Regions from separate parts of the Homo sapiens genome. Here region 1 is linked to region 2. A link is a contact called in ENCODE Hi-C or POLR2A ChIA-PET data. All regions are on one chromosome and are shown on one strand. Each heading gives the region's core, a stretch centred on a gene start or an enhancer-like site at or near the end of the contact. The rest is flanking DNA. Distances are from core to core; before and after follow the strand shown.

The links. Hi-C counts contacts between places; a loop is a spot of excess contacts on that map. ChIA-PET counts read pairs that join two places held with the same protein, here RNA polymerase II (POLR2A). Pooled maps may share reads with other maps.
Region 1: a loop to region 2 is called in a pooled map, with 2.0 times the contacts of the local background. The contact joins two enhancer-like sites. A Hi-C loop is called at or near these places in 2 of 50 pooled maps. POLR2A ChIA-PET finds 5 or more read pairs at or near these places in 2 of 52 experiments (HepG2 and activated CD4-positive, alpha-beta memory T cell).

What each region holds. Positions count from the first base shown.
Region 1 is chr13:32,162,323-32,167,397 of GRCh38, forward strand. The region is part of intron 17 of FRY (FRY microtubule binding protein); the gene reads left to right. Among named protein-coding and RNA genes, the nearest start is that of FRY, 130 kb to the left of the region's middle. RefSeq lists an enhancer at 2,937-4,136. Within about 2 kb of position 3,654, at least 5 of the 41 ENCODE cell types and tissues checked have a DNase peak (open chromatin) inside an H3K27ac peak, as active enhancers do.
Region 2 is chr13:31,929,344-31,934,489 of GRCh38, forward strand. It overlaps the pseudogene EEF1DP3. Among named protein-coding and RNA genes, the nearest start is that of FRY-AS1, 100 kb to the right of the region's middle. Within about 2 kb of position 1,773, at least 2 of the 41 ENCODE cell types and tissues checked have a DNase peak (open chromatin) inside an H3K27ac peak, as active enhancers do.

The sequences.
Region 1 (5,075 bases), core at 2,404-4,903, 230 kb after region 2:
CCTCTCACCTTCTGAGAGCACCTTTCCCATCAATATTCAAATAAATAACCCAAACTTCCACCCCACATGGCTGCACATAATCTGGTGGCCTCCTGAGGCTCTGAGTGTCCCTGTGGAGCCCCGCACCTCCTGGTTATTGTGGTCATGGTCCTCTCTTACGTGGGCAGCCAGCTTGGGTCCCTCTGTTGATTACCTCTTGCTATCTAGTAATAGCTTTTAGAAACTACTGCCCTTTCCCATTCTTTAATTTGCATTTGGACACAGCCACTCCCTTCCTCCTTCCTGACACCACTAGCACAAGAACAGTGCTGAATGTGAAGGTTTCCTGAAGGTCTGTTACCTTCAAAACCATGATTTCAAGCCGTTGTGCTCTCTAACCACAGCCTTCCACCTTCTGGCTGCCAATGTCACCCAGCCCTGTAGTCTCTTTCTGCTGTCATCAGCAGCCTTCCAGCCGTGGATCCTTCTTCCTTCCAGTCCACACTTAGGGTGTAACTTTTGAGACCTAGCAACCACAATATGAGTGAAGAGTACATTCCCTGGAAGCAGGAAAGCAGAGAGAAATGGGAAAAAATAATCCTGGATCAAAAAGGGCTTTCCAGTTCAGGGCAAGGGGAAGACCTGTGGAGGAACAAAGAGTGGGTTTCCAAAGAATAATGAACACGATGATTTAGGGGCTGGGGGAAGCTGAGGGAAAGAGAGACTAAGACTGTAAGGGTCATCCATGCTAATATTGAGTCACCCGGGATGAGGGCAGAGACTGAGAATAAAGAAAAGCTGTGAGACAAGGGCTAGAGCTACTGAAAACATAAAGGAGAGCCTGTCAGTTTGCTGTGGACAGCATTGGAGAGGGTGGCATGACCAGGAGACGTGTATTTCCCCAGAGCACAGGTGGCTGAGCGAAAAGCCCCTCTCCAAGGCCTCATGACTGTCTGGACAAAGACGGCCACCATCTAACAGACATGGAGGAAGCAGGACACGAGAATGGGAAGAAAACAATCCTCTAAAAGCCTGAACTTCATTTCCTTCATTCCTTTGCCATTTTACTACCTGCATGATCCGGACAAATTATTTAACCCTCAAGCCTATCCTTTTCCCATGGTAAAATTTTGGTGAAATTGGAATGAGACTGCCTACCTCAGGACTGTTGCGAGGGCTAGATGACAAGACATGTGGTTAGAGAGAGGAGGCGTCTGCAGGGAAAAAGTTTTCAGTTAAATTGAAGTAGAAGGAAAGTTCACTTTATTCAATAGAAGTCTAATTGGTGATTATATACACTGAGGCCTTTGAAGTACCAAGTTTTTTGAATGGCATGCAGTGTTCTCTTTCTGGTAAAGTCTCTAATGCTATTTTGCTATAAGTCTGAGTGGGAGGCTCCTACCTCTGGAATCACCTTGACAGCCCAATCCAGTGACGCCCAAACCCCCAGACCATGGTGCCAGGCGTGTTGGGAGGGAATTCTGTCAGATGTGGTTGGAATGCTAGTGCTATTTATAGTGCGTCCTGTTTATTATAAGTTACATTCTTACCAAGCCCAAAGCAATGGATGCTGTTTTTTGTTTTTTCTTTTTTCTTTTTTTTCTGAGGGAACAGAACAAATAAATATTCCTGAGAGTCTAAGTCTTAGGGAGAAATCAAGGAAATGACTGGACTTATATGGGAAACCCATGAAGGGACCTTTTTAATAAGCTTCAAAAGAAGCCAGAGGCTGTTCTCCTCAGGGGGAAGGATAACTAGAGTAAGCGACCTGCACATAGAGTCCTATTAACCTGTGAGAAAATGACCCTCTTCAGATCTCCTTGAGAGGGTCAGAGGACAAAAGTGAAGTAATTCAATAGCAATAAATGTGGGTTTCAAGTGCCACACAAGAAGTCTTCAGTTACTTTATACCCCCACAGTCCAGTTGCCTTCGGATTCAATTGACCTGAGATAATATATGGTCTAGTCAGAGAGGAGTGAGACCTGTTATTTCTGACACTTCACAGTCTCATCCGTGGTACACTTTTTATTTAAAACCTTGTTTTTTTTCATAATTGGTAAAATAAGGGCAGTGTTCATGCAGGTTGTCCATCCCTCCCAGCTCAGTTCCCTGTAAGGAGTTTCAACTGTGTGTCCCACACAGCTGCTCCCAGGCCCTTCCTGCACTTTGAGTAATGGCTGAATACCACAGACACTTACACCTCAGACACATATTAGTATGTTGCACATGACAACAGTGTATACAACGAAGCTGGAAAACTGCCTTCTTCAAGCTACTAGATTTTTGACTTTACATGTATTGCTCAGCCAGCTCATAATATGGCCAAGTGTGAGAACCTTTCCATGTGGCTCCATGGAAGCTTCACAGGCCCTCCTGACATTGTGGTGAGATCCATGGGGGTGCTTCCTTCCCATTCTCTGCAGAGCCTGGCCTGCTCAGCTGTCTGGATCCCTGAGGATTCTCCAGATAGAAAGGGCAGCTGTCTCCCCTTGGCAGCCGCCATCTTTTTCTCTCGTTCTCCTCTCCTAGATAGTTCCTGCTCTGTCATTTGACCACAAGAGGGAGCTTTCACTAGGAGTCCACAGGCTCCTTTCCTTGTCACTTCCTGCAGTGCTTTGCATGCACCAAGGGCTTGCTGTTGAGTATTCACCCTCCTCTTTCAAAGCTCTCAGCAAATGTTAGTTTATTATTTTTAGATATCTTCACATTCAAAGAACATACACCGTGCTATACAATGCATTTCATATACATTATGTTAGGTAAGCTGGGCACATGTTCATTCTTATTTTTAGATAAGGACATTGAATTTCAGAAGGGTAAATCTGATTGCCCAAATTTATAGAATTTTCCAAATGTCATTGGTTTTATGCAAAATAATAAACACGTTTTATGTGGTGTTTCCTTATTATTTGTAGAAACTTCTAAGATAATGCATACACAGATTCCACAGTCTTCTAGGGTATCTAAAAATCATTAAACATTTATTCTGCTTTCCCTTTTCCACATATGCCTGTGTTGTGGAAAGTGGTTAGTTGTTTGGAGTAGCTGAAAGAGAACTTGTCTCAATTGTATATATTGCCTCAATAATTCACTTAGTCATATTTCTGTATTTTAATTGAGATATAGTTCGAACCACTGTAGATAGATGGGGGTTCATTCTTTAATAGCCTCCAAGGAGAAATTTCCACCCCTTCTGGTGAACTACCCTGGTGGTGAACAGTCCACCTCTCTCAAGCTCCTTCTTTTGGAAATCCTTGTCTGCTGGGCTTCACTTTCAGTGTTTCTTCCTCCACGGCCCTTGTTGACATTGTGGGGCACTTCTTTCTAATAAGCTTTTGCTTATCTTGCCTAGTTCAAAGGAGGATGTTTCTCCTAATTTATCTTTTCTTCTGGATATGGTTTGTGAATTTGAAATCACCCCTTTTCTTTCATGTATCTCTGTACAAGAACATTATTAAAAGCTACTAAGCTGATTCCATCAGAATCTGAAGCTTACCTTACACAAGTGTTTTCCATTAAAAGTCATATTTCTGATCTGACCAACAAAGAAGGCAGCTTTGTCCAAGTTCTATTTCCTCATTTTATGACATGTCCTGACTTGTTCAGTAGCACCCTTGTCTGAGCAGCACGTGCCCTTGTGATCACACCACTCACTTGTTCTCCATCACCGCAGACAGGGCCCAGGACCATTGGCAGTGGCACACGTGGCCTGTGCAGAATACAGCTATGCATTCGCTTTCTGACGTGAGCAGTGAGAATCATGCCAGGCCTGCTTAGTGCTCCTGATCCCAGCTGCCTGGGAGGGGCAGCTGCAACTGGTATTGGCAACACTGGTTTCTTTTATTTTAGGCTTCTGAGAGCCAAATCAGCTTTTCAGAAATTTAGCCTTAGTTCCCCAAGCTAGCCAGACATCTTCTCAAGTTGCTTTCTCTTAAAGTCTTTCTGTTCCCTCTTAATTGTTGCCACCAAACTCTCTCAAAGGACAGTTTTTAAAATTATAACTGCGTCTGTTTAATTTGCAGCTGAGACCTGTTCTTTCTTTCCTGGTCTAGTTTCTCTATGAAGATGGCCCAGCTGGGGGAACTGCTGTCCCCCACCCTCATCCTTGCTAGAGAAGGAGATCTAATAGGATTTGTAAATCTGTAGGCCAGCTCTACGCTACTTTCCTGAGTAGTCAGAATGGCTGGACATCTTTCTCATTTAACTCCAAGGCTTCCTTTCCCTTTTAGATAGCTATTTTTTTCCCGCTTTATAATGTAAAATCCCATGTGTTTCACAAGATCTTGATTATCTGGTCAAAATCTAACAAAAGTAAAAATGAGGAAGAACTGAGTGGAAGAGATGGCAACTGTATCTGACAGGCAGCCCTCTGCTTATATGCTTCGAGGGACAGACACAGGGAGGGAGCTTTGTCCTCTTCACAGCTTCTTCCCCTTACCCCTCACCTACTACCCACAGACTCGTCTTGATAGGTGATTTCCATTCAGTCTCAGTTCTGTGGCAGCTGGGCCTTTTTCTTCTACAAACATTCCACTTTTATAACCAGCTGAGCCTTCTATCCCAGAAGCCCTTTCCCCTCCCTGGTCTTCTTCCTCCAGGAATATTTTTGAGCCTTTCAGTGGTAGAGCATGTAAACACTGTCATTTTAAGAGACATGGCCACCAAGAATAGCAAGGACTACACTGCCCTGGGGCTCCAAGAGTCCTGAAAATGATCCTGCATTGTGGGTTTGAAGTTAAAACAGATTCTAGATTGCAAATTGTGCGTGAGAGCAAAGTTAGATGACGAGTAGAATCAATCTCATTTGGAAAGCTGAAAGTATTGGCCCTTACTTAAAGGCTTCATGAAAATAGACCATGACATGGCTTTCGTCCTTGGTGCTTGTCTGGTTTCATGATTATATTGGTTTGCTAGGGCTGCTGTAACAAAGTGTCACAAAATGAGTGGCCTAAACACCAAAAATTTATTCTCTCACACTTCTGGAGGCTAGAGGTCCAAGATCAAGGTGTCAGCAGGGTTGTGTCCTGCTCAAGACTATGAGAGAGAATCTGCTCCAAGCCTCTCACATGGCTTCTGGTAGTTTGCTGGCACTCTG
Region 2 (5,146 bases), core at 523-3,022:
TCTGGGTATATTCATTTCTACTCTTTTCCTCCTGAAAACTGATGTACATTTTATAGCTTTATTTTAATTTTCTATAGCTTTTAAATTTTGTAGCGTTTTAGAAGCTATATAAGTAGTACATAATCTTAAGTAAATGTTCTTAATTTGGCTTCTAAAGTATTGCATTTTATCCTGCCTGCAGAATGGCACATAAATAACCCTTTGAACTTGAGAGCAGACAGTACAGTCAGCTGCATTTACGAAATTCAGTACAAACAAGGAATCACTTGTTGGCACAAATTATGTTCACTAATTTTTTACTTATATTCATTTCTCTATTTAAACTATTCATGAAACACATGGTAGAAATTTCATCTCTCTTCCTTTCCATCCCCCACCCATTTCTTAGTCAAGGTATTCTCTGTCTGTTCTTTATGGTAGCCAGACAATTAATTTGGCCAGATAGCATTATTGTCCTTTGTTCATTCAATTATAAATTCCTAGAGCTCAGAAACTCTGCCCAGTTTTTTATTCCTACCTCCCAACCTTGGAGTTATATTTCTGATACATGAAAGAGCCCAGTAGCAACTGCCCAGCCTTAGTGGATATCCTGCTTGTACTTCCATGTGCCCTGGTTGTGTGTTAGGGGCAAGCGCTCATAGAAGGGAAATGGGGTTCACAGGGAGGCACAATTCACTGTGGCACACAGTAGAGCCTTGGCTCCCACAATTCCACCTGCCTGCTTGCCCTCTTCCTCTTGCTGTAATTAAAGCCTGTCCCTTCCTCAATCCTGCCTTTTGCCTTGGAATGGGCCTGTTGTCATTGTCCAAATCTATTTTTATCATCTAGACTCTAGAAATGTCAGTTGAATGAAATGGTACTGGAATCTGCTTCCCTTTCTTCCCCTTTTTTGTATAATTAACAAGAAGAACAATTACTTCTTCATTATTTTGTTTTTGCACTCTCTCATTTTGAAAGATAACCAAAGCAGTTGTTGAGAGTCACAAGCCATTTGTGCATCATGAAAATCAGCCTTACAAGGTTAGGGTCAAGTATTCCAGCCTTATCTTTCCATATCAGCCTTTTACCTGAATATTTCATTTGGTCCTGAACTCTTACTATTTTTCTTTCTCTAAACTTCCTTTCTTCTGCTGATATCAACTAGTTAGGTATTTGTGTTTGGTTAAGTGCATGAAAATATAACTTCTAAAGTCCCAGATTGTTTTTAGAGCTTGCGAGGGGTCAGAAGACACAATTCTCCTTGTATCCAGCTTACTCTTAGCCCTGGGTGCCTTCTGCAAGAATGCACATGCACCTGGCAAGGCATAGGCAGCCCCAGCAACTCAGGAGGATGTGGCTCCAGTTCCACAGTCTAACAGACATTTACTGAGCATTTATTGTATGCCAGGCACTACATATACAAAGATGAAGAAGAAAAGAGTTACATCCCAGCAAGGGAGACTGACATGGAAGCAGATAATTAAAAAATAGTGGCAGATAGTTGTATAGAGTGAGGTAGGAGCACAGAATGGCAACGGACTCAGCTGCAGAGAGCCAAAATGGTTTCTTAATGGAGCTTGAGAAATTGGGAGGGGATTATGCAGTGCAGAAAGTGAGGGAAGGGAATTAAGGAGTGAGCAGAGTGTTAGCAAAGGATTCCAGGAGGAGGTGGCAACGTGAACTCAGGCACAGACTGAGAAACAACTGGGGGTGGGCAGTGTTTGGGTATTAACTGCATGCAATTGAGTTGCTGAACAGAGATGACTGTAAAAAGGTAAACTGGCAGTCACAGAGGAAATGCTTAGTCATACCAAGATATGGAAATAGAGCTAACATTGCATTTGTACCTGTAGCCCATAGGGAGCCTTAGAAACAATTTAAACTGGAGCATGAACTCACCACTTGCCTTTTAGATGGAGCCATTTGGCACCAAATTTAGGATATATTTGGGAGGGAGAGCACTAGAGGCAGAGAGGAAGCTGTTGCAGAATCCTGGCAAGGTTATTGGAGACCTGCATTAGGACAAGGGTGGTAGGAATAGAGGAAGTCCTGAATTCTAGGAGGTAAAATTGGCAGCACCTAGTTAGCAGTAATTGCGTATAGTGGTGATGAGAGGGAGAAATTTAGAAGGATTTCCCAAGTTAGAAACTTGTTTGGCCACGAAAATGCAGGACAGGGAGCAGTTTAGAGATCATGATGATTTCAATCCTGGTTATGTTGAGTTTTGGATGATCCTGAGTATCCAGATGGAAATGTCAGGGAGTTGGATGTAGGAGCCCAAATTTGAGGCAGTAAAGTAGATTTGAGAATTATATATATATTTGAGGAACTCACAGCCAGTACTTGTGAATGGAGACCCAGAGGTTGATTAAATTTATCCATCAATTAACAATACCTGTTTAAAAATCCAAAGCTGCTTAGACATGGATATAGATATAGATATACACACACGTGTATGTATGTGTGTTTATGTGTGTGTGTGTGTGTACTGTTCCCTCCTCCACTAGGGATCAGTATAATAAGTATTTTGTGAAACATTGCATCAGAAGGGGCGTTTGCAAGGAATGTAGACAAAACATAAACCAAAAATCACACACCTCCTCCGAAAAACGAGTGGTTCATGTAGAAAATTACAGCTTTGGATTCATGTCAAGGAAGAGTGTTTGACAGCTACAGGATATGAAAAAAAAAAGATTCAGATGACTGACTTGTTTGGTCTGAGGAAAGAAAGAATGTTCACAAGAAGTCAGCGCCCCTTGTATCTTCTGGTATCTAATGAAGTCACTTTAATATACCCCTGCCCCACAACTCTAACAGCGTTGTTAGTGTGTTTGCCCAGCTGTTTTCTTCCCCCTAGGAAGTACGAAACTGTACAGTATATTGCTTCTTTTTAGAGCTGGGCATTCACTAAAGTCTTTTTGATATTTTAAAGTAGAAGTTAAATTGTAGAGATTTTCCAATTTATGTATTTATTTTGAGACAGGGTCTCACTCTGTTGCCCAGGCTGGAGTACAGTGGCGCGATCATAGCTCACTGAAGCCTCGACCAGTGGTGCTCAACGGATCCTCCTACCTCAGCCTCCTGGGCAGCTGGAACCACAGGCATGCACTGCGATGCCTGGCTGATTTTTTATTTGTAGAAACGGGGTCTTACCATCTTGTCCAGGCTGGTCTCAAACTCCTGGACTCAAGCTATTCTATTCTCCCATCTTGGCCTCCGAAAGTGTTGGGATTACAGGCATGAGCCACCACTCCCAGCATATTGTAGATATTTTCTAGAGAAAAGAAGCTTCATATGTATATCTGTATAGTGTGATGTGTGTGTATGTGTGTGTATGTGTGTTACCCTCCAAATAATACATGGAACTCCCTTATTAAGTGATTTAAATAATTTTGTTATGATTCCTATCCTGGAATGGCAGAAGAAGAAACATTTGTCACAGTTGGTAAATATTATATTTTTGTTTCAAGTATGAATTACATGGAGAATTCCATGCTAGTTTTTCCAAAGTTCTTAAATTTAACAGAACTTTTAAGTGTCGTGTTACCATAAACTTCTTAAGAACTATATCTTGACTTAGAAAAGGGAGTTTAGATAAACCACAGTTAAATACCTGGCCTTTCCAATAACTACTAGGTAGAAAATAAAGGTCGGATGAAAGCAAAGACATGGAAGCTTAAGCTGAGGTATTCTTTTGAGAATTTTAGAGGAATTATTGTGGAAAATGGAAAGCCACAAAAATAGTTTTATCAAATTGCTAGTCAAACCTCATCTTCATAAAGACCAAAATAAAACCATAAGCAATCATGGAAAAAACTGACCTCCCTAATAGGATAGCATTTCATCAAGGTGGTGTGATAGTTGATCCTTTGTGGAGAAACTTGTTCAACAACCCGAAAAATACAGGTTTGTGTAGAACACAGTAATTACTGATTTAGTGAGAACATTGTTAACTTTTGGTTGTTTTCTGTCTAGTTTGAGGACAACCTGTAGAAAAATGTAAACTATATTTTGACTTCATTTGCCCTCTTCCAACAGTTGGCATATGCCAGAAGAGTGAAAATTTATTTCTTTATTTGCCTGTATAAATTGCAATTATAAAGACAATTCATTTAGCTTATATCAGACTCCTGAGTCTCATATAAGTTATTTGAGATTAGCCCACCTTCTTTAGCATATAAAAGTGGTCCATATGCGTTGGTTACGTAGCATGAAGACCTATTCTATGTGCAGGGAAAGGGGGCCCACGGAGCGTGATGTGCAGGAATTTAAGGCGCATCATAAAGCTTGTTCTAGTTTCTCCTCTCATGGCCTACCACAAGGCTCACATGGCCATTAGGGAAACAGTTTTGTGTTAAAGTAGAACTTCCCAAAGTGTGTTCTGCAGAACATGAAGGCTAAAGAATACTAATAGTTATTATGTAGACAAAAGGGGAAAGAAAGTTCTATATTCAACTAAGTTTGGAAAATGATGGTTGAACAAACAAAGGTAAACAGGGTTGCTTCTTTGCTGCAAAATTCAAGAGCCTTCGACATGCTTCCTCGCATGGTCAGTCTCCAAGACAGGACAGTTGTTTGCAGAATTTTATAGATGTTTCTCACCTGGGTACACCTCTGAGACTTGGATGTTCACAAATCTGCTATTTGAAGATGATGGGTTGGCTGAGAGTGGTGGCTCATGCCTGTAATCCCAGCACTTTGGGAGGCCAAGGCGGGCAGATCAACCGAGGCAAGGAGTTTGAGACCAGCCTGGCCAACGTGGTGAAACCCCATCTTACTAAAAATACAAAAATTAACCGGGTGTGGCGGTTTGCACCTGTAATCCCAGCTACTCGGGAGGCTGAGGCAGGAGAATCGCTTGAACTCAGGAGGGAGGTTGCAGTGAGTTGAGATCATGCCACTGCACTCCAGCCTGGATGACAGAGTGAGACTCCATCTCGGGGTGGTGTTGGGGGGTGCGGGTAATTGGTTTAAGGCACTGCAGAAGTTTTGTGAAAGTCTGACTATGTGGCCTCAGGAAGTGGGTTAAGTCAGAGGCTTCAACTAGTATGTAATTTTGGTTTCTTTGGCCTACATAGTGTTTTTAAAAACCTAAAGCCAACATTTACAAATCAAGATATTTCAACATAAAAATCCAGGTTACAAGTTTCTCTTAAAAATTAGAGGT